6 separate regions of the Homo sapiens genome follow, and regions 2, 3, 4, 5 and 6 are each linked to region 1. Evidence: chromatin loops called from intact Hi-C (ENCODE). Cell type or tissue: IMR-90. All regions are shown on one strand.

The links. Peaks named below come from ENCODE experiments on the same cell type or tissue, not always from the same donor. Only the 100,000 strongest peaks of a DNase experiment are listed, where the experiment ranks them.
Region 2: a loop joins it to region 1, with 10 times the contacts of the local background. A loop is called at or near these places in 80 of 110 quality-filtered maps.
Region 3: a loop joins it to region 1, with 6 times the contacts of the local background. A loop is called at or near these places in 2 of 110 quality-filtered maps.
Region 4: it touches region 1 in a loop (13-fold over the local background); 26 of 110 quality-filtered maps call a loop at or near these places.
Region 5: a loop joins it to region 1, with 10 times the contacts of the local background. A loop is called at or near these places in 7 of 110 quality-filtered maps.
Region 6: it touches region 1 in a loop (5-fold over the local background); 29 of 110 quality-filtered maps call a loop at or near these places.

Annotation. Positions count from the first base shown.
Region 1 is chr4:27,008,499-27,012,498 of GRCh38, forward strand. STIM2 (stromal interaction molecule 2) reads left to right here. Exons shown (of 12, transcript NM_020860.4): 9 at 1-30; 10 at 266-504. Among named protein-coding and RNA genes, the nearest start is that of STIM2, 150 kb to the left of the region's middle. In IMR-90, a CTCF peak has its summit at 2,050 (motif pointing left); DNase peaks (open chromatin) are centred at 1,283 and 2,033; H3K27ac peaks cover 445 bases.
Region 2 is chr4:26,457,817-26,461,816 of GRCh38, forward strand. No RefSeq gene overlaps it. Among named protein-coding and RNA genes, the nearest start is that of CCKAR, 31 kb to the right of the region's middle. In IMR-90, CTCF peaks have their summits at 577 and 1,560 (motif pointing right); DNase peaks (open chromatin) are centred at 465, 1,605 and 2,085; H3K27ac peaks cover 1,918 bases.
Region 3 is chr4:26,670,844-26,674,843 of GRCh38, forward strand. TBC1D19 (TBC1 domain family member 19) reads left to right here. Exons shown (of 21, transcript NM_018317.4): 10 at 1,306-1,344; 11 at 2,933-3,045. Among named protein-coding and RNA genes, the nearest start is that of TBC1D19, 89 kb to the left of the region's middle. In IMR-90, no CTCF peak of the experiment used is centred here; no DNase peak of the experiment used is centred here.
Region 4 is chr4:26,322,324-26,326,323 of GRCh38, forward strand. The region is part of intron 1 of RBPJ (recombination signal binding protein for immunoglobulin kappa J region); the gene reads left to right. Among named protein-coding and RNA genes, the nearest start is that of RBPJ, 3.3 kb to the left of the region's middle. RefSeq lists an enhancer at 1-68. In IMR-90, CTCF peaks have their summits at 1,664 and 3,071; DNase peaks (open chromatin) are centred at 1,688 and 3,058; H3K4me3 peaks cover 980 bases; H3K27ac peaks cover 296 bases.
Region 5 is chr4:26,408,617-26,412,616 of GRCh38, forward strand. All of the region lies in intron 3 of RBPJ (recombination signal binding protein for immunoglobulin kappa J region), which reads left to right. Among named protein-coding and RNA genes, the nearest start is that of CCKAR, 80 kb to the right of the region's middle. In IMR-90, a CTCF peak has its summit at 2,275 (motif pointing left); a DNase peak (open chromatin) is centred at 2,265.
Region 6 is chr4:26,730,180-26,734,179 of GRCh38, forward strand. The region is part of intron 15 of TBC1D19 (TBC1 domain family member 19); the gene reads left to right. Among named protein-coding and RNA genes, the nearest start is that of STIM2-AS1, 130 kb to the right of the region's middle. In IMR-90, no CTCF peak of the experiment used is centred here; no DNase peak of the experiment used is centred here.

The sequences.
Region 1 (4,000 bases):
TGAGGTAGACCACAAAATTCTGGAAGCAAAGTAAGAATGTTGTTTTCACTTTTATTTGATTTATGTTTATTGTGTTAAAATGAGTAATTTGTGAACAATTTATATTTATCATTTATATAATTACATAATTTACATTAGTTTTAAGAGTGGGTTATTTCTTCTTGAAATTAGTTAATTGCCATGGTCTGTTCATGTATTGCCTTTTTTCAGTGCCATATTAAAGACCTTTTGATGCAGTAAGTAATTTCTTTATTGGCTTTTCCAGGAAAGCTCTCTCTGAGTTGACAACTTGTTTACGAGAACGACTTTTTCGCTGGCAACAAATTGAGAAGATCTGTGGCTTTCAGATAGCCCATAACTCAGGACTCCCCAGCCTGACCTCTTCCCTTTATTCTGATCACAGCTGGGTGGTGATGCCCAGAGTCTCCATTCCACCCTATCCAATTGCTGGAGGAGTTGATGACTTAGATGAAGACACACCCCCAATAGTGTCACAATTTCCCGGTAAGTGGCAATTTCAACAAAAATTGTTGGTACAGGTTTTAAAGTAATTTTCTCCTATGTCCTTTTAGGAATCATGTACTTCGAAATCTGTGAGAAAAAATTGGGTTTATCCTTCATTTTCTCTTTCTTTTTGTTAGTAATTTAAATATTTACTATTTGAGAATACCATATGCAATGCATATATCAATACTTTGTGTATATTTATATTATATATTTATACACACACTTTAAAGAAATCTGAATGCTTTATAAATTTGATTATTAAGTGTTTATTTGAGCAACTGTTATATATAACATTATATTGTTGAATATAAGACTTTTTTTAAAACATTGCTTGTAATTAAATTGAAATGAGGAGTCATATAAAAACATAATTGACAGTAAAGATAGCACACTATAAATGCCAAATCAGTGTGGGAATGAAGTGCTGAGCATTCAGGGAAAATATCCTTTCAAATGGCCGCTTAATGTATAGTAGGAATAAAAATTAGGGGAAGATCTTGGAAACAGGGATTTGAATCCTAGCTCTACCACTAACTAACTCCAGGTATGTACTTGTATTATTTTGCTGGTTTTACTTCTCTGGTTTGACAGCAGACAGTTAATGCAAGGAGAGTGAGGCGGCACTCAACTCTTAAAAGAGGCAGGAAGAGTGGACAGATTGTAAATACAGCAAAACTAGAAGTGTGTGACTGCATTCATTTCACTTGCTCCACACTGCAAGGTCATGACGGTTGCAAAGTTATGTCTAGATCTGGGCCAGCTCTGCAGTTAGAATATTCTCAGTTTGTATTTGTTTATTTGAATTATATGCACTTAAGCTTGCCAAATGCAACACTGATTCATAAGTACACGCTTTTGTTTGAAAACTATAGCTTTTAAAAGTTGAATTTCCTCCTTAAAATCCGTGTTTAATATCTGAATTGTGCATGAAAGTGCATTATCTAGATTAACTAGTTTTTTTCTTTGCTTTTTAAAAAACACTTTTTGGGTTGGGGGCAGAGGTATTGGATATCCATATGTCCGTTAAAAGGAAACAATTGTACTAAATGTGAATAATTATTCTAGTTTTAAGTGATTGTGGAATACAGGCAAATTTAAACTTTTAAATCAGAAAAAAGTACAAGAGTTGATTTTAAATTTAATGTTTTAGAAATGTTGTGATCAGGCCAGGCACGGTGGCCTGTAATCCCGGCACTTTGGGAGGCTGAGGCAGGCAGGTCACTAGGTCAGGAGTTCAAGACCAGCCTGGCCAACATGATGAAATCCTGTCTCTAGTAAAAATACAAAAATTAGCTGGGCGTGGTGGTGTGCGCCTGTAATCTCAGCTACTCGGGAGGCTGAGGCAGGAGAAACGCTTGAACCCTGGAGGCAGAGGCTGCAGTGAGCCGAGATTGTGCCACTGCACTCCAGCCTGAGCGACAGAGCAAGACTCAGTCTCAAAAAAGAAAAAGAAAGAAATGCTGTGATCAGATTTATTATCTCTAAAAAATAACTCATGTCAAAGATTACAATTTGAGAGCTCTGCCTCCACCCAGTGGCACCACAGAGGTACTCCACTCTGCTTAGTTACAAAAGCCTAATTTCTGGACCTGATAAATGGGAAACTCTCGGCAATAGAAGTCTAGGGAAGGACGAAGGCTCTTCATTTCTATACCCTCCTGAGCAGTTAAAATTTTTTTTTTACCATGGATATGTGTAAATTTTACAAGTTTGAAATAATGACAAGGAAACATGCCTGTAGTATGTTAAGAACAAAGTAAAAGGTTGTAACAATATACACAGAATAATATTGTCTATGTGTAATTATATGGAAAGAAAAAACACAGAAAATATCAATGGTTAGCTCTGTGTAGATAGGGGAATGGGTGTTGTTTTCCTATTACTTTTTAAAATGTCTTTTCCTATTCTTAAATATCTGCTAAATGCTTTCCTTGGTGAGAATGTGATAACAATTTATTTAAACTTTCCTATAAAGCCATCCACACACACTTAAAGTGACTGAAAATAATATGCCCACCTACCAAAAAGATAAACAGGTTTTAACATTTTTCTTTATCTTTTTCTCTGAAATAAACTATTACAAATACACTTAAACCACATTGCCTACCCTTCCCCACTGTTTTAAAGTTGTGACTTATGCTAAAGCCTGTTGTACTTTTATTACATACATATATATCCATAACATTATATACAATGGTTGCGTGTTTAGAAGTGTATATAAATGTTATCAAACTAGGTGATATTTTACAACTCTTTTTGCTCAAAAGTTATGTTTCAAAATTTTTTCATGTTTATGTAGAGATGAATTAAAGTCACTGCTTAATGAGTTAACCATAACTTATATGTTTATTTATTGTATTTAAAAATCCATAGTTTATCCGTTTTTCTACTTTCTACTTTCTTGGCCCTTACAAACAATGTGCAACAAGCATCTTTACCTGTATTTCCTTGTGCATAACTTTGAGAGTTTCTCTGTGTGGACACCTAGAAACGGACTGCTGGGTCATTGGGAAGGCACCTTTTACTAGTCATTGTCAAGTTGCTCTCAAAATAGTTTACATACCCACTGTTTTATAAGGGTGCCTGTGTGCCTGTATCCTCATCAGTACTTGGAATAACCTGATTTACTTGTTTTGCAACTCGAATGCGTATGAAATGATACCTCACAATTATGAAAATTTTTATTTCCTTGATGACTGTTGAGGTTGAGTACCATTTCCTTTATTGGCATTTGTTGTTCAGATTTCTTCCTGAGTTGCTTGTTCTTGCTGTGGAATCCCTGCAAGATTCCATACTGATGTGGAAGTGTTCTTTCTATTTTCTGGTTATTTGAGAGTTGCAAATATCTTCTAAACTTTGGCTTTTTGAATGGCAAATTGTGAATCTGATTTGTGTTTTTTATGTCTTTTTCAACAGATGATAGGTTGTTGTTTGCTCTCCTTAGAGTTTTTAAGTTTTTCTTTAATCCATTAGCCCTTTAATCCACCTAGAAGTTATTTTTGTTCATAGTGTGAAGTTGGAATCTAAATATATCTCTTGATATACGGGTAAACAGTTGTCTCAGCTTCATTCCTGTTCTATCCTTGCTGACTTATAATACCACTTCTCTCCATAGATACATAAGTGCTCCCAGCTCTCCCATTTTGTTTCACTGGCCCTATTCTGCTTTAGTTTCTAGAGTTTTATAAAAAGTTTTGATATTTGATAAGACCAAGTCTTCCTTTATTGTTCAAATTCAGAATTTCTACCCTTAACTAATCTTCTGAATTTTAAGATCAGCTTATGAAATTCCATGAAAGGTTCCATTGGGTTTAAAAAATTTTTTTTTGAATTTGTGAATTTATTTGTGGAGAATTATTAATCAATTCCATTTATCGAGATCTTTTCTATCTTTAAGTAAAATTGATAATTTATTTTCTCTGTGCAGGTCTTGCTTTTTTTAAAAAAAGATTAATTTTAGGTACCTTAATAAATTTTTGGTAGGTATATATGT
Region 2 (4,000 bases), 550 kb before region 1:
TTTACTGGATGAATTTATAGAATAAATAAGTTCCATGGGGACTTCCCAGCAGGTCAGTTGGGTTGAGGGGATGAGGGGTTTGTCTTCCCTACTGGTGAGAAGTTGTCCAAGGGGCAACCATTAAACACACATACATACACACATACGTACATGCACACATATGCACACAGACCTGTTCCTAGGGACAAACATTAATTCTCAGAAAGTTTAAATCTACTTTCAAGGAAAGAGGACACTTCCTGGACTACAACAGAGTCTGCCTGCCTGCCCCTGGCAGAGTGAGCTTTTAGTGATTCTGTGAGGCAGTGGCCACTCCGGTCAGTCTAAAAAAACCAGCAGCCAGGCGTTGAGTGTATAAACATCAGGGCCCATTCCAGAACCATCAGCTTCTTGATGGCCATTCCTGAGCCACACTGGGTCTTGCAAGAATCTTTGAAATTGAAGCTGTCTGTTTGCTTATATGTCTGTGTGGTTTTCTCTGCTGCGGTCTGTGTGTGTTTTCCTTCTGCTGCACTCAGAGGAAAGTTGGGCCAGACTTTCCTTTAAATACGCAGTGTGGGGTAGGGGGCAGTGTGAAGGCAGCTGTTGTTCTCCTTTGCAAGTTCCCCACATGTCAGTTGCAGATATTTAAAAAGCACAGGAAGCATGCGTGTGTGTGCACGCGCACACACACATACACACACATACACACCAGTTTTTTTGGTGGGGAGTGGGGTAGGGGGACTTCTGGCGTATGCTTTTGAGTGGGCAGTATGCTCTTGAGTGCCAGGATTTTCTGAATCTCCACATTCCAGGCCTGACCATCTTCAGGAGACCTTCTCCATCTTTCAACCTCAGTTTGCTTCTTCCCAGACTCACAGTCTATGAAGGAGTAGCATCAAACCCAGCAGAAACAGCACATCTATCAAAGGAGGCTGTCACAGAATTTACTGGTTAGAAATTTCATTGAGCTCTAGTTTATAAACTAAGCTTTTTTTTTTTTTTTTTTTTTTTTTTTTTTTTGCAGGAATGCTCTGGGGGGACATATATATTTTAGAGGTTAAATTATATATATATATACATCAAATGTAACCTTTTAAAACACTATTAATGCAAAAACAGTAGTTTCCGTTCATTCTTTTGAAAATGGAATACTACTGTCAAGTCTTTTTTTTTTCTTTTTTGACATGAAGTCTCACTCTGTTGTCTAGACTGGAGTGCAGTGGTGCGATCTCAGCTCACTGCAACCTCTGCCTCCCAAGTTCAAGTGATTCTCCTGCCTCAGCCTCCTGAGTAGCTGAGATTACAGGCATGCACCACCACTCCCAGGTAATTTTTTTTTTTTTTTAAATAGAGACGAGGTTTCACCATGTTGGCCGTGCTGGTCTTGAACTCCTGACCTCAGGTGATCCGCCCGCCTCGGCCTCCCAAAATGCTGGGATTACAGGCGTGAGCCACTCCGCCTGGCCTCAAGTCTTTACGGTAGATTATGTTTCCACAATTTTCTGCAAATGTTTTCCGTTTTACGCAGGTAGTTAAAATTTAAACATATGCCGGTAAGGCTAATTTTAAGTGTTAGCCAGTAGATGGCAGTAAGTTTGAACTTGGTCTGGGAAATGGCTTTTCGGTAGTTTGATGTAACAGAGCACACAAGTCAGCCTGAGCATAGCATAGGCTTAAAGGTAAACAGCTTTCGACAAAAACGAACTGAAACGTGGCCACCAATTATGATCTTTGTAATGAGCATCTTTGTAAAGTCCGCTTGCACTTCTATACTTCATGGCATTTATTAAGAAATCTATACTGAAGGCCCACTTTGTGCCAGGAGGGGCGGTTGTAGCACACAGGATTGTTGCCATTATGAAAGTTACATTTTAGTACAATCACTTCATTTGTCATCCCAATACAAATGGTCTCTAAATGACCTTTCGAAGCAGGTGTATTGAGGTGCAAAGCGAAGTTGTTACAGAGAGGTTTTTAAAAACGTTCTTTATTGGCTCTCCCAACAATCCCATATGGGTATAGTCATCAAGAATGAAAAGCAGATCCTGTGGCTCACTAAAATGACTTCTGCATGAACTAAGAGAAGAAAGTTTAGTTTCCAGAAGGTTGGATCATCTCTTAGATATGAAAAAACAAACTTTTATGATTCCTTGAGCTCAGAGTTGATGAATCGGCACGGACAGGTCTGGATAATGTTTCAGAGGCTTGGAAGAATGTGTCCTCTTGTTCTTCTGTCTCTAGGGCTTGCTTATGGGGTGGATAATTCAGACAGGGGGATGCCTTCCACAGTCAGAATCCTGTTCTGCTGTGTTTTTCAGGTGCAGCAGGTGGTCCAGGAGGATTGCCAAGGACCAAAGGCACCTCTCCCAGGATGCTGTGATGCTGGTGGCCAAGCCAACCAGGCTCAGGTTCCCCTTGTGCGTGATGCTACTGGAACCTCCTAGCCCCAGCCGATTAGTCCAGCGTGGGCGTCTGATGGGGCAGCTTTCAATTCACTGGAAGCCCAGCTTGGAGTGGCAGGTGTCTGAAGAACAGCAGATGGATTGGCAGCAAAGTGTGGAGGCCCAGGCACCAAGCCCCAGGCGGGGAGAGGGTTGGGGTTCAAGTGAGTGTTCAGGACAGTACGAAGGACACGAGACCCTCGACTGCAGCAGGCTCAACCTACTCCAACTTTCTCCTTGATAAGAATCCCCTGGGGGAGGGCGGACACAATGGCTCACGCCTGTAATCCCAGCACTTTGGGAGGCCAAGGTGGGTGGATCATGAGGACAGGAGTTGGAGACCAGCCTGGCCAACATGGTGAAACCCTGTCTCTACTAAAAATACAAAAATTAGCTGGGTGTGGTAGTGCATGCCTGTAGTACCAGCTACTTGGGAGGCTGAAGCAGGAGAATGGCTTGAACCCTGGAGGCTGAGGTTGCAGTGAGCCAAGATCGTGCCACTGCACTGCAGCCTGGGTGACAGAGGGAGACTCCATCTCAAAAAAAAAAAAAAATCCCTTGGGAAAGGTGGTGGTGCTGACTACATATACAGATAACCAGGCCTTTCCCCCAGAAGTTCTGCTTTAGTGGTCTGGGGTGGAGCTTGACTTTCTTTATTTCTTTTTTTTAATTTATTTTTTTCCCTTCAAGACAGGGTGTTGCTCTGTTGCCCAGGCTGGAGAGCAGTGTCACTATCTTGGCTCACTGTAACCTCCACCTCCACCTCCCAGATTCAAGTGATTCTCCTGCCTCAGCCTCCTGAGTAGCTGGGATTACAGGCACACACCACCACACCCAGTTAATTTTTGTATTTTTAGTAGAGATGGGGTTTTGCCACGTTGCCCAGGCTGGTCTCGAACTCCTGGCCTCCTGTGATCTGCCTGCCTCGGCCTCCCGAAGTGCTGGGATGACAAGTGTGAGCCACTGCACCGGGCCTCTGAGTTTCTTTATTTCTAACATGATGGGGCTGGTCCTTGGACCATACTGAGTAATAGGGGCTTTGATTCCCTTTCAGCTCTCGATTCTACAACGATTCATGTCACTGAAATGACTCTGGTTTTCTATGTAGTAGGGAAAGAATGTTGGATGTCAACATTTCTGTAGGCATCTGTCTTGTGACTGCCTTGCTATTAACCCTTTACAAAAGCTATCTCATTTAATCCTCTCCACACTCAACCCTGTGATTGCCTTATTATCCCCATCATAGATACAATCAAAAGAGGATCAGAGAGCTTAAGTAATTTGCCTGAGTTGAACAGTAAACAGGTGAAGGAGGTGAAGGATTTGGGATTCGAACCAACGTCAGGCTGGCCTAATGCTCATTAATTACTTACTTATCTAATTACTTACTCTATACCGAATTATTTAAAAATCTGTAGGTTGTGTAGGGGGGCGGCTCATGCCTGTAATCCCAACACTTTGGGAGGCCAAGGTAGGAAGATTGCTTGAGGCCAAGAGTTCAAGCATCAACCTGGCCAATGTAGCAAGACGCCATCTCTATAAAAAAAAATCTATGAACTAAATGCTATAGCAGGCAC
Region 3 (4,000 bases), 340 kb before region 1:
TTCTTTTGCTTTTCTTTATAATATTCAAGGTGTTGTAGAGAATTATAAATCATTCATTCTCATTGCTGTATTGTAATCTATTGTATGAATATGCCACTATCTAGTATCCTGCTGATGGTATTGATTACATTTTTGGTTATTATCAATGGTGGTGCTGTGAATATTCTTGTACATGTCTCTTGGTGCACATATGTATGCATTAGGGTTTATAACTGAGAGTGGATTGCTAATTATCATAGGATATGCACATATGTTCAGTGTTAGTAGCTATTGCTGGACACTTTTCCACAGTGTTTGTACCAAGTTCTACTCCCACTAGCTTTGTATGAGAAATTCATTTGCTCCACATCTTTTACATTTAGAATTGTCAGTCTTTTCATTTTAGCTATTGTGGTGGTTGTGTATTTCATAGTGGTTTTAATTGCATTTCCCTGAAGACCAATGTGGTTGAGCAGCTTTTCATATGTTTATTGGTCCTTCAGGTCACTCCTTTTGTGAAGAGCCTCTATTTAAGTCTTTTGCCTGTTCGTGTCTGAGAGTCATCTGTCTTTGTCTACCAGGAGTTCTTTATATATTCTGAATAGGAGTCTTTTGCCAGATATATGTACAGCAAATATATTCTTCCACTGTGTTACTTACATTTTCGCTCTCTTAACAGTGCTTTTGATGAACAGAAGTTTTTTTTTAAAAATGTAATATAGTCTAGTTCATGAATCTTTTTCCATTATGATTTCTACTTAAAAAAATCTCATCATAGAATCTTTTAAAATGGCATTTGTAGAGCGAGATTTTTCCTATATAGCAGTAAGGCTTTTATTAGATATGCTTTTATTAGATAGCCAATGGTAGATTGGAGTGGAAGTAGGGTTTTGTAAATGAAGCTGTCAATAAGTTTTGTTTTTCTTTAAGGAAAAAATTAAAGATGAATGAATAGGAACATTTTTGTATTATGAGAAGATGTTTTAACAAAGGGAAAATTCATTCATCAATGTTTTGTTTGATTAAATGCTCATAACTGTTTTAATTTTAAACAAAAAATTGTTTGGCTTTATTATGAGATGTTTTAACAAAGGGAAAATTCATTCATCAATTTTTTTGTTTGATTAAATGCTCATAACTCTGTTTTAATTTTAAAAAATGTAGAAAAAACTTTTTTACATATGAGATATTCTTTAGTTTTCTGTAGAGCCATCTGGCTTTAAAAATCATTAAATGTATCAATACCAGAAAAATGTATCTAATGTTGTTCTAAATGTGATTGCTCATACTCATGTCTAATAATTTTAATTTTTTTTTAATTTTTAGAACTTTTTGAAAATGAACATGTACGTATTGGGCAAAAAGGTAAGCTTTTAATTATAAATGTTATTATTTCTGAAAAGTGAGACAGTCCCAGCTAAATGTCTGCCTCAGATAACCTCCAGGTGAAATTTAATCTCTGAAAAGTGAAAAACCTAAAGAGGGGTAATATTTAACCATGTAGATTACATAATGAGAATCTTTATAAGTAGGGAAAATGCATCATTTTGGCTTTGTCAATAAATGTCAGAGAAAGAAGTACACAGCTGGTTCACTAAAAAGGAAATGCAGACACATATTCCTCAGGGATGTTAGCTTAATCCATTCGGCAGTAGAATTTCATTTTAAAATCAAAGAGGCAGGTTCTGTCTTTGATGCACCCACACACCTCTCATTAGAGTTAATGGGAATATGCTCCCGCATCAGGAGAAAATATAACTGTAATGGTTCCCAGTGACCATTCACAGTGGTGTGGCTTAATAACCAAAGTGGCTTTTAGTATTCTGGGGAATAGTTTTTCCCTATCTTTTGAAGATTCTTTTCCTTGTTTTTATAAATCCTTTTTTGTCTTTGAGATATGAAGTACAGATTGGTCTTTGTGTCAGAATGAACCTTCTATGGCAATTATATTGTCATGTACCAAATCCCTACTTCAATTTTTAAAAATTGTATTTATTTAGAATTTATTTGTATGATTTGACACTTTTATTAAGAGCAATTTCAAATTAAAGAATATGCTTCATCTCTTTTTTATTTCATGATTCCTTTGTTTCTTCTGCTCATGTCATTTTCATTTAATATAAGATTTTTTTTAAGAAGAAAATATAAGAAAACAATACTGGTTAGATAAACATTAGCAGTTGTTTTGATATGTCTTTTTTTGGTTTTGCTTCATTTTGTTTTTTTGGACCTTTATTTCCAGACTGAATAGCTGACATCTTTATTAAAGAAAATAAAAATTAAAATGAAAGCAAAAGATAACATATTGATTGTGTGAACTTGGCTTTTTAAGAATAATTTGAGCCTTCTTGCAAGGTTATGAGATCTTTGTTTCTACGTCTTTGAAAATCCCTGTTTTCTGTTGATTTTGGCAAATAACTAAGAAGTCATTTAATAGAATAGATAGCTAACATTCTTATATATTGTAATTCTTAGGCATGAAACTTCATGTACCATACATTTCCAAATATTAGAACATTCATGATGTAGTAGAATATGCATAAGAAATTTGGGGTTTCCGTAGCTATGAATTAACTTGATAATGGAATCTAAAAATTATTTCATATATATATATATATATATATACACACACACACACACACACACACACACAATACTAGTTTCAGATCCATGGAGCTATAGTTAAAGCAAAGTGATCTCAAAGTCCTTACATTAAGTCCCTCCTTATCCACACTGGGTAGGAGGTGGAAGAGCTTAAGGCTTGCAACTGGGAGGGCTGCAAATAGGGCTGTATTGAAATCCAGAGAATAAATTTTAAAAGGTAAAGATACGGTGTAATTATGTTAGATAGAAAGACTGAATATCAGCTTCCCAAAAGATTTATAATTGAAGATTTCAGTGATGTTTCTTACATTCTGAGTTTTCAAAGGAGATTTTCATATACTTTTGATAGTTCTAGCAGAACAAGATAGTGCTGCTGCTCAACAGTACATCAGACAAGGAAGTCCCACGGCACTGAGAGCTGAATTGTGGGCTCTCATTTTGAATATTTCCAGCCAACCTGAGGTAAGAAGAAAAAAAGGGTGGGTCAGATTTTAGCTTTGGGGTATTTATTTTTCAAAGACCAGTTATTCAAAATTGAAAAAACTTTTGTTTCTTAATCTATTATTAACCCCCTTTTTAAATTTTCAAAATCACTATAGTTTTAGGTTCTAAAATAAGATTTAACATATAATTTAATATTGTCTGCTTAATATTGAAGTTTTTGTTATTAATAATTAATGAAATGGTGTGACCTTACATATACAACAAAACAGTAAGTAAAATTTTGAGAAGTGGAGACTGACAATTTAGATCTGTGAAGATGTGTGGTTGAATACGGATGTTAGACTACGGAGAAATAAAGAAAGGCAACTCAGGTTAAGTAAATGGATTCTTTGTCCCTATAGGTACTTTTGAAATATGCACTATTTTTATGGTTCTAGAAATTGACAGATTAAGTGGGAATGTTATTTTTCTATATGTAAGAACATTTTATTTTAGGAAATATGAATATGAAAAGAGATCACCAGCAGATGGGTAATAGATTAAATAAAGCAAAACTATGTAAGACATTGATTCTTGAAATATTCTTAGTGGGGATTTTTTTGTTTGTTTTTTGCTTAAGCCCATTAATCATAGAAGTTATCCATTTAAAAAATTTTAATGAATAGCACACTAATAGTTTTCTAGCCTGGTGTTTAAAAACATGGGTTTTGGAATCATACAGACCTGATTTCAACTTCTAGCTCACCCAGCTTACTAGAAATATATCATTGAGCAAGTACTTAAATTTCTTCAAACCTCAGTTAACCCACACTTAAATATAGGTAATAATATTTATATCACATAATCGTCAGAATTAAATGAAATAACGTACATGTACTTTTAACATAGTGCCTGGAACATAAATGATCACCATTAATAAAAGTAATCATAAGAGTTACATATTACATTTAATCATGTTATAAATTAATTATAA
Region 4 (4,000 bases), 690 kb before region 1:
TGTTAAAAACTTGTGAGTGTTGGGGCGGAGAATTTCAGCATTTTCTAGAAATCTGGATTTAGAATTTATCAGTAACTTCTGCCTCATAAGGAAAAGGAGAGGCATTCCGCTTGGGAATTTTATATAAATGTTTTATTTTTTCTTAATCATTAGATAGTTTACAGTTATGTGCTTTTTGCTGCCCTGTAGATGCGTGACAACCCTTCTGTCCCATCATTGGGGTTGAAATGAGGACAGCACCGAAGAGTGCAGTTTCTGGTCGATGAATACTGCTTCTAAGATCTTTGTGGAAGATATTAATCAAATGCAGTTAAAAAGTATACGTATAATATGTATATTATATATATATATACACACACACACGTAATAGCCTGTAGTGAGATTATTTTAAAGACACTTCCTAGTGTTAAAGAACCCTTGAAGTGTTTCGAGTTCTTATTGTTTTGGTAATGCTAAAAGCTTGGGGTTGTGTGAATGGGGGTGGGGGGTGTGGTGTGATGTATTCTAATGACTTGAGTTATTCTGGGTGCTAGGAATAAGAGTTATTATATTTACCAGGATTACTATGCTGAAGGTATTCTTCAAGAGTTTGTTTTTTTTCTACTGGTTGATCTCTACTTTTAGAAGGTATGTTACCCATAAAATCATTTGGAGTGTCATTTCATTTACAAACTGAAGTTCTACAATAGTGAAGTGTTGTTGATAGGGGACATACGAGATCTACTCTAACGAGTATTGGAGCATTGGAAAATACTTTTTTTTCTGGCTGTGATTAGAATTAGTAGTTTGAGTTTTAATTAATGGAAAACCATGTTTTCATGATTGATACATAAGTTTTTTTGTGAAAATCTGCAGTCTGGGTCGCTTGAGTGGGTTTTACCAATAATCTTATGTCTCCCTTACTTGTTCTTGTACATAATCATTGTTTTGAAGGTAAAATCTTGAGCTCACTGGTTCTCTGACTGGGAGCAAAGTGTAAATACTGTGTAGTAATGGAAGGTATTTTGCTCTGACTTGTACCTGTAAGAATGATTACACAGACATGATAAAAGCGCTTTTACCATTTGAGTTGCGTTTTTCTTTCTAAATCGTGTAATACTTTTACTTACATGATTGGTGAAATAAAACTGCTTTTAATTAAATTATAACAGCAGCATATTTCGAAATCTGGATGCGTTGTGGCTGGAGAACTTTCATTCTGAGTATTAACTGTTAAAGCTTTAAATTTTATTATCCATGCATATTGCTGATGGATCTGTGAGTATATTTTCAGAAAACAGGAGACTTGCAATATTTTCAAATCTGTACTAATACACACTTGTAGGCATTAGATTTTAAGCAGTTAGGTTTGTTAAAAAGTTATCTGTTGTCCTATACCAACAGATTTCTATCAATGTTTTTTTTAAGTGGGTAAGATCAAAATTGGTTTGGTTGACAGGCCATTCTTGCCAGATGTAATTCATTAAATAACCTTTGGCACCCTTGATGGGTAAGGCATTAGGAAAAAATTGTTTCGTTTGAAAGTTATTATACATCTCATTCTTCTGTTCATTTTTAGAAATAAGACCCAGGACTTGGCTTTAAAGCATTATTTTGCATTTTGCTTCCTCCTAATACTAAATTTCATGTTATCTCAACTAGGGGCAGTATTTTCTCATGGATTGACTAAAAGTTGTTATTTTTGGCATCTGGCTTTGTGATTATTTCCAAGTTACTCTACTTCCCCTGGGCCAGTTTCCTAACTATGTAGTAAAATGGGAATTATAATAACTTGCCACATCTGCACAGGATTGCTGTGCCTTAAGATTCGCAGAGAGCATCCTTGGATGAAAACTGTGGGGAAGGTCTAGGAATTGTTACTGAAATAAGCTAATGTGAAGTAGGTCATATTTTATAGGAAGTCAAATAGGAGGTTTTTAAGTTCTTGGCAAGACACAGTAGCGATAGTGGGATTTTTTAAAATCCCAAATATGTATTATAATATGGGTAATAAAACAGATACCTTTATTCCTGCCCCCCATAAACTTATAGGGAAAGGGACAAATAAAACAAATTACAGGGTGATGTGTCGTGTGTGAGTGTGTGTGTGTGTGTGTGTGTGTGGTGTAAGAGATTGAAGTTCTGTCAAACTCAAATGTAATAACATTATAAAATTATGGGATGCCTTTCCTCTTTTGTTTTCTGCATGTAGCAATATTCTATTTATTTATTTTATTTTATTTTTTGAGACAGGGTCTCACTCTGTGGCCAGGCTGGAGTTCAGTGGCACAATCTTAGCTCACTGCAACCTCCACCTCCTGGGTTCAAGCGATCCTCGTGCCTTAGCCTCCTGAGTAGCTGGGATTACCAGCGTACACCATCATACCTGGCTAATTTTGTATTTTTAGTAGACATGGGGTTTCGCCATGTTGGCCAGGCTGATCTCAAACTCCTGACCTCAAGGGATCTGCCCACCTTGGCCTCCCAAAGTACTGGGATTACAGGGGTGAGCCACCATGCCTGGCCTGCATGTAGTAATATTTAACAAATGGTAGTACAACATGCTTTCACTGGACTCTAAGCCAAGTCTGTTAATAGCAGTGATTAATTTTAAATATGCCTTATATTTTTTAGTGCTTTGTTATTTGCTCTTAAGAATAAATTCTAATAACCATGACTATAATTTCAGATTTGACTCTTGGCCTTAGAAAAGTGTTTTGCATTTGAGGAGCACTCTGTAGATACGTATTGACTGAATGAAACCTGTTGCTTCTCTGTTCTTGGTAGATGATACCATATTCCGTTTGGTTCCCAAAGCCACGATTCCTAATTCCTCTCTCACCAGCCTTTACATTTAATTACTGAGAACTGATCATTTTTCCTTCTAAAAAATCTCTTGAATTTGTTTCCCTTATCCTCACTGCCGAAGTTCATGCTGTCATTTCTCACCTGGTTTACTATGACGTACTGACAGCCTCTTTCTGCTTCTAGAGTCACCACCTTTATCCAGCTTCTACATGTAGCAGAGCAGTCTTTCTAAAGAGCAAATCTGATCACTGCTTAATCTAAAAACCTTTCAATGGCTCCCCCTAGCAGCGTTCATTAAGAGAGGCAACAGAGTGGAGGGTTATGAGCTCACATTTAGTGTTTAATCTGAACTGGGTTCCAATTCTGTCTCTGGCACTTAAAACCCCTGCCAGTTAAAACCCCTGTAACATTGACAAGTTAATCTCTTTATCAATTGCAAGATAATTATTCCTAACTCAGAAAGTTGTTGTGAAGATTAAATGAGATAATGTATGAAAGCATTTAGCAGAATTCCTGGCATGTAGCAAGTGCTCAAAAGATGTTAGCTACTGTGGCGCATAGGATCCTCCATAACTATTTCATCTGTCTCTTCTCCAGCTGAGTTGTTTGCCATTTTCTCTCCATAATCAGTGCTTCAGTCATATTAAAGTATTTTGACATCTCTGCATGAGCCCAGCAGTTTAATGCGTTCTTGTGTATGAAAAGTAATGATCCTTAGTAGGTTATTTCTCAAGACTAAGGGAATATTCTAACCAGATCTACCAGACTACAGTTGGTGCCTGGCTGTATAAATACTGTATATTTAATACAGTATTAAATGCTGTATATAATTCTCTTGGAAGCATGATACTAAGTTGTAATTATCACACCCAAATATTGTCACTTGGTGGCAGGTATCATTTATATTCTTATACTTAGAAGATTGTCTATCACATGATAGAGACTCAGCAAAAAGAATTTTTGAACATAGGACTCAGTGCTTTGAAATCTTGGTGCAACATGGTTCATGTGGCACAATTTTAAAATTGTGTGTGTGCTTGTGTGTATACAGTATATGTGTGTCTAATTCATATATATGTATAATTTATATATAGGTATTTGACTTTGGTTCTGTAAGGAGTAATTGCTGAAGTACCCAGAGGAATTGATATTTTCAGCCACAAGCAATCTCATAGCCCCTGAGAACATTATAGTAAGGCTCTTAGGCAAAAGT
Region 5 (4,000 bases), 600 kb before region 1:
TCCCAAAGTGCTTTATAAATATTTTAAAGTTGTAATCCTCGTAACAATTTTGTAAAGTAGTCATGTTATGATCCAAATTCTGTGGGCAACGAATCTGAAAATCAGAGACTTTAAATGTGTCCAGGTTGACATTAGTTAGGAATCTGTGGAGCTAGGGTTGGAACTCTTGAGGGCCTAATTTTAAATATTTACCCTTTTTACTACCCTAATTGCCATACCATTCCATTTGCGTTTGAGTGTTGGTTATCTAGAGCAGGGATTGAGGAGGAAAAGATCCTTTAAATACTTAAACTTTGTAAACTTAACTTTGCCTAGGACTAACCCTTTTCCATTACCTAGGTGAGATTGGGCTAGCCCAATTGAATTATGAATAGATGTGTGTTTATCATATAGCTTCAAATTTAGGCAAGCTGCTTTTCTTTTCTCTGGATTTTTGAAGATGCATTTTAGTACAATTGAATTCACTTATTCTTTATTTCTGATTGGCTATTGTGTGCTAGGTTTTATGCAAAAGGACCTTTACTAGGAGTTTTAAAAGTCACTGTGTCATTTAATACCGGGATGTATAACTGAGGCCCGTTGGAGATAACAAAAGGGGAAGACCTATTTAGAAAATTGTGTTAAAGTCCAGATAAGGTTCCTGTTTGTTAGTTACTGTTAAAAAATACGGCCCGGCATGGTGGCTCATGCCTGTAATCCCAGCACTTTGAGAGGTCAAGGTGGGCGGATCACCTGAGGTCCGAGGTGCCACTGCACTCCAGCCTGGGCGGCAGAGTGAGACTCCGTCTAAAAAAGAAAAAGATCCAACATATATAGAGAGCTGTAGTGGTTTGTCAAGTTAAAATGGAAAATTTAACCATATCTTTTATTGTAGTAGCTTTTATTTTTCTTTTTTCTTTTTGAGACAGAGTCTCGCCTTGTTGCCCAGGCTGGAGTGCAGTGGTGCAATCTTGGCTTACTGCAACCTCTGCCTCCTGGGTTCAAATGATTCTCCTGCCTCAGCCTCCCAAGTAGCTGGGATTACAGGCACCCACCACCACGCACAGCTAATTTTTGTATTTTTAGTAGAGACGGGGTTTCACCATGTTGGCCAGGCTGGTCTCGAACTCTTGACCTTGTGATCTGCCCGCCTCTGCCTCCCAAAGTGCTGGGATTACGGGCGTGAGCCACCGCACCCAGCCTATTTTCAATTTCTGTGTATTATTTGGGCATGGCCTAGCTGGTCTAAAACCCCAGTCAAAAGAAAGCTTTAACAATCTAAGCTTTGAAGTCCTCTAAAAAATGAACAAAAATGATGAAAAGGCCAGAGTAACTACTTTCCTATATTTTTACTGATTTGTATTGTTAAAAATTTCAAAGTAGACCTGCATTACTTTATGATAAAGGGGAAACCCATTAAATTTACTTGATTTTTTTAAAAAACAGGTGTTAGTAGTAAAGGACTGCTAATGCTAATCTAGCCCTCTGGATGTCTGTCAAACTGCCCTGGATTCAGAGAAGTGTTCTGGGCTCTTACTTGGTGGTGGAGTGCACAGTGGGAAGAGGATCTGTCTTCTTTCTTGCCGATCCTGGTTCAGGCCTTTTTGAAGAGTTGCAAAGGCGTAAGGCGTGAGGTTACCTGGGGGCATGATCACAGTCCTCTTGGCTGTGTCTTTTTGGCATACAAAATAACTCCAGTGAGTGATGCTTAAAAATACTTGGTTAGGAAATTTTATCTCCAAATTTAAAATTGTTCTTGATGTTAAATATGGTGCCTAATAACTAGTATTTATTTGCATGGCACATCTAGTACCCCATTTATATTAGTGATTAATTTCTCATTAAGTAAGATCTTAGGTTAAAGAATAAACTTTTTAAAAGATTATTTTATCTAGAGCTTTCTTGAAGGAAGTAATTAAGCAGTAGCAGTAATGATGCTGTTAAAACAATGAACAGTAAAGTCATTTAGACTGATTCTGAAGTCATATTGAGATTTGTGTTAATTGGCCAATTGTGGCATGCAAAAAGTTCCTAAATATGGTCCTTGTGAACTGAATAATCATCAAAGGTTAGTGATGATTCTGCAAAGGTAGCAAGATAATGCAAATATCATGAGTTTGGATTCTGTTTAACCTAATTTATTTTATATATTGGAATGGATAAAAAGCCTTCTTTGAATCTGTAAGGCAGTTTTCAGACATCATCTCAAGATTTGAGGAAATCAGTGGTTGAAACAGTCTCTGAAAATAAAGACAACTGTGAAAGGAGTAAAATTTTAAATGTGTGCATATCGCCACCAAGTGGCAGAGAAAGTATTGTTTGTTATAGTTGATAGAGCTGCTAGGGAAGATGAGAAAATAAAGGCAACGTGTTTTATAGGATATCTTTTTATAGCAGCAGTTAAATTCTGTAAGCTAACCACTTTTCAGACTTTTCACTGAGTGTTTGATACATATTGACCAACTGCCCAAATTTTAAAAAATAGTCAGTTTCACACACCTGGCCTAAAATACACCACATAAGATATATTTTAGGCCAGGTGCAGTGGCTCATGCCTGTAATCCCAACACTTTGAGAGGCCAAGACAGGAGGATCCCTTGAGACCAGGAGTTCAAGACCAGCCTGGGCAACATAGTGAAAGTCTGACTCTGTCTTTAAAATTAAATAAATAAATAAATAAATAAAGATGTATTTAAGTTTTCTTCTGTTAATTTGGTGGCCTTTTATTTTTACCCCACTCCCTTTAGTTTCTTTTGCGTGTATTCTTGCCTTTTTTTTTTGTATATATGCTGACTTTTATTCAATCACTAGATTTTTACGAAGTATGGGCAACAACTTGATTTGTTTGCCGTATTTTAGGGGATGATGATATTGGGATGTTTAAGGTATGATTTTATCAGCAATATAGAAATAATTTGAATGTTTAGATTATATTGGATTTGCTACTTCCATCATGGCTTTTTGAAATAATTTAGAGTTGACTTTTTTTTTTTTAAAGACTCAGACTATTGAAAAGTCTTCATTTTTCTTATATTTATTACATGATTGGAAAGCACTTTCAAGATAGAACCTTGGTCAGTGTTTTGAATAGAGAATTTTTTATCAACCTGATTTTTACCATTTCATGCATTTTGTCACAGTACTTTTGAGAAAACCAGCACTACTCATTCTTTTATCAGTTTAGCTCTCTTTATATTTTTCAGATGTGAAATTAAGAAGTACCATTTATGGGCCAGGCGCGGTGGCTCACGCCTGTAATCCCAGCACTTTGGGAGGCCGAGGCGGGCGGATCACGAGGTCAGGAGATCGAGACCATCCTGGCTAACATGGTGAAACCCCATCTCTACTAAAAATACAAAAAAAAAAAAAATTAGCCAGGCGTGGTGGCGGGTGCCTGTAGTCCCAGCTACTCGGGAGGCTGAGGCAGGAAAATGGCATGAACCTGGGAGGTGGAGCTTTCAGTGAGTGGAGGTCGCGCCACTGCACTCCAGCCTGGGTGACAGAGCAAGACTCCGTCTCAAAAAAAAAAAAAAAAAGTACCATTTATGATAACTCATTGAGATTTGACTACTGTATTTGGCATATAGGTTGCGCATTCCCAATCCAAAAATTCGAAGTGCTCCAAAATCTGAAAACCCCGAGTGCCAACATGACCCTGTAAGAGTCTTGCTCTGTCATCCAGGCTGGAGTACAGTGGCACTATCTTGGCTCGCTGCAACCCCACCTACTGGGTTCAAGCGATTCTCATGCCTCAGCCTCCTGAGTAACTGGGACTACAGGCGTGCGCCACCATGCCTGGCTAATTTTTGTACTTTTAGTAGAGACAGTGTTTTGCTATGTTGGCCGGTCTGGTCTTGAACTCCTGGCCTCAAGTGATCTGCCTGCCTCAGCCTCCCAAAGTGCTGGGATTATAGGCATGAGTCACTGCACCCAGCCTGGAGCATTTTAGATTTGGGATGTTCAACCACTAAGTATAAATGCAAACAATCCAAGGTCTGGGGAAAAAAAATTCAAAACACTG
Region 6 (4,000 bases), 280 kb before region 1:
TGCATATATTCATTCTGCAAGCATTTAATGAGTACCTGTTATATTCTGGGCACTGTGCTTGGTCTCTGGATATAGAGATACATAAATAAAAAGCAGTTCCCATGCTCAAAGGATTTATTCTACTGGGAGAGAAAAAAATAAAAAATTATTAAAAGACAGTAAGATAGGGAAAGGAATACAATTCTTAAGTACTGCCTTTGTATCAAATATTGTGCTAATCATATTGCATATATTATAATATTTAATCCTCACCACCTCATTGGTATTGTTCCCACTTGATTGTTGAAGGCAAGTTTCTCTCCAACCTTTGCAGGGCCCAGAGCAGAAGTACGAATAGAGGCCCACCTACCATAAGTCAAAATATATAAAAGTTATAAATTAGACTCATAAACTGATAAAGTCTACTCTATTTTCTTTCCTTGACACGTATACTTTGATAACAATCTGGAAGGCCAGGTTTGAATTCAGAATTATCAGACTCTTCATCCTTCCCTAGCCTGTGGTATCCCCACCCACTTCTCATTTACGGCTCCACTTCACACCTTGGACAGGCTTCATGGACAGAAGCCTGCAGGTCCAGCCTCTGTTCACAGTTTCCACAAATAGCCAGCCTTTGGCCACCTCTCTGTCCTGAGGTATACAGGTATATCAGGAGGTGTATACCTTCTCTTCTCTTCCCCACCAAAGAGAACATGCAGGCTCTGGAAGCTGTCTTAGGAGCCTTTGGGCTCAGAATTTCAGAGTCTTGGGTACCTTGGATGTGGTCTGGAAGGAGAAACATTGGCTCTGGATAAGGAGTACAGCCGGAGGAGGGTCACAGAGCCCTCAGCTCAAGCCCCTGTGCCTTAGTCTAAAAGCAGCTTTGGATGAGGAAGCAGGTTAAGTAACATACGTAAGCGTACACAGGTAGAAAGTGCTGGAGTCAGAATTGCACAGTGTGTAGGAGTAGTACCTCAATCAATGAGGGCAAATCAACTGAAAGAAGAGGACCGATTAATGAATTGCTTAGGGGGAGGGATCAAGGCTATCAGGGAGATCTTTCTAGGAAGATTATTGTTTAAAATTATGAAGGAGTAGGGCAGGGACAGGGCCAGAGGTAGAGGAGAACATTGCCTATAGCCCTTGTCTTGCACCCAGAGGCTGAAGGGGTGGCGATCAATTTGGAGGGATTAGAGCAGTGCTTGTGGGGTACAGAGAAGGAATGAAGACTGAAGAGTTAAGTGGTCCTTATCCAAAAGAGACAGGAGAGGTACATAATCACATTTAGGTATAAGGGCTAAGGGAGAACAAGAGAGCAAAAATGACTCAAAAGTTTCTTCCCTGAATGACTAGGGAGGTGGTGAGTCATTTACAAAAATAGAGACCAGAAGGAGCCTGAGGATACTGGGCTTTTAAGGTTGGTATTATGGATTAATAATGAGAATACTGGTAGAGCGAAAGAGAAAACAAGTATACAGAGTCTCAGAGCTATATTGAAGGAGTGCGCAGAAGAGAGAACTGCCAGAAACAAAACAAACACTCACAAAAAACTGAGCAGCAAAAGTTTCTGTGGGACAAGAAGCCCGATCTGCGTCGTGTCATCAATGCCGTGGTAGACTCAAGTTTGACTGTGAGGCCATTAAGTACAGCATACAAAGAAGGGAAACCCCTGGATTTGGCAATCAGAAGTTACGTCCGTAGGGATGGGAAACCATTTGCGAGATTTTGAGGATACATAATAAGGAAGTAAAGGAAGTCAATACAGTTTAAAAAAAATTAAGCCTGGCTTTGAGAAAATGAGCGAGATTAGAGATTTGTTTGATGGGAAAGTAGGGTCCGGGAAAAAAAATTGACTACTTCTTCCTTCCTTCCTATTTTTTCTTCTTCTTTCTTATTTCTTCTTATTATTATGTGTAAGAATATTCGTAACATCCTTGGCTGAAAGGATGCAGTGAAATATGAAAGACTAAAGATATGATTACTTTGATAAGATACACCCACCCCTTGCTTCTACTCTGCTTCGTTAGAGGAGTAAAGAGCAGATCCCACCACTATCCGGCTGAAGACCAGTTGCCCTCAGTAAAGGTAACCCTGTTTATGACAATCATCACATGAAGCTAGGGCTTCCAGGTCACCCTTGTCAGATGATTCTCACCTCCACAGCTTAAGGGCTCTTTATCAGTAAGTCCTCCTCCGCCCTAGCCTGGCCTTGTCCTCCTTCCCTCCATTATTTTTCTTCATAGCCCTTATTACTATCTGACATGTATTCGCTTATTTTTATTATGATTGTTTTGTCCCTAATCAAATGGCAGCTACAGTTCTTAGAACAGTGTCTGGCACATCGCAGGGACACAGCACATGTGTGTGGAATGATGCATGTGCAGCAAGGGGGAAGGGATGGTTGATGGGGCAGGAGTCCGAAGCAGGGTTTGGCAGACTTTTCCTTTAACCAGCCAGATGGTAAATATTTCACATTTTGCTGGCCACAAACAGTCCATGTCCCATATTATTCTTTGTTGTTTTTGAAATAATCCTTTAAAATATGTAAAAGCCATTCTTAGCTCACAGGCCACACATAAACAAGCTGCAAACCTGACTGCTGCTTGCCAGTCACTCTGAAAGTCAAGGAAACACGATTTAGAGCACAGGTGAAGATGTTGGGTGAAAAAGAAAAAGGATACATCCTCCTCTGGGCTGTAAGTGAGAAAACATGAAATATGAAGAACAGCCAAAGGAAGGAGTTCATGTCAATGGCATCAGCCTCGTAGTGAGGAGAAAGTGAAGTCTACAATTCAGTGTTAAACACTTGAAAAGGGAGGAAATTTTGAAAGAATGGGGTGGCTAATCATATAGAGAGGAATAAGAAAATTGATACACAACATAAAATTCAGCAGAAGTTGGAGAACATGAATCTGTGTGCTAGAAGACTAGAGAAAATGTCAATCCTCAGAATTTTCACTTGTGAGCTTAAAGCAGTGCTGCACAAAATTCTGAAGATGGTTGGCCTGGCATACCAGCTCAGAATAATTTGGCTTTTCTCATACTATTTTTGATAAAATTGCTTCTAGAAACAACAAAGAAGTATGAACTAACTTGTAAATGATAACATCAACAATTAACATTTGCTTATTAACAAATAATAGCCTAAGCTATTTAAATAAATAGTATAGGCCCTAAGCTATTTATTAATGGCTGAGCCACAACTGTTATCTCATTTAATCATATTATGTGAGTTCTAGCGTTATCTCTGATTTACAGATGAGGAAGCTAAAGCTTAGAGAAGTTAAGAGACATATGCAAAGACACACACACACACACACACACACTCTTTAGTGATAGAACCGGATGAACCCAACCAAGTCTGTCTGACATCCAGTCCATGCCCTTATCGCAACAGGTTGCTGATTAATGCATTGACATCAATATGAAAGGAGTTTCTACTGATAATTCTAGTCTTCACCCCGTCATGTTCAGCATTTTTATATTGCTTTTGATGAGGACATGGTATACTTATCAAATTTTTCAGTTTTGTAGAATCAGGAGAACTAGAGAATGCATTAGATAACAGAATAGAATTCAGGATTATTATCTCTAACTGGAGTGGTTCACCAAAGAAGAAATGTAATAGGGATAAAAATATAACCCTTTCGTGAAGTCCGGGAACAACTGTCCAAGAACACTGTCTTAGCTGTTGGGTGTGTAGGGAGGGAAAATGATTAGAGATTTTAGTCAGCTCACTTTAAGGACTGCAGTGAACTGTAACTGGTTAGAATAAAATAAAATATGGAAGCTTTTCAAGACCACCTCATCTCAGGAAAATTTGAAGAAATTCATGAAGTCTTGGAGCAAGAAATCCTGATGGTGATAGAGCAGGAGAGAGAGCAGTGTCTTCAAATATTTCTGAACATTTTCACATAGAAGATAAATTAGATTTGTTCTGTGTGACCTTTGTAGTCAGAACTAAGAATACTAAGTAGAAATTTCAGGGAGCCAGAGTTTGGCTCACTATGAGAAAATAGCT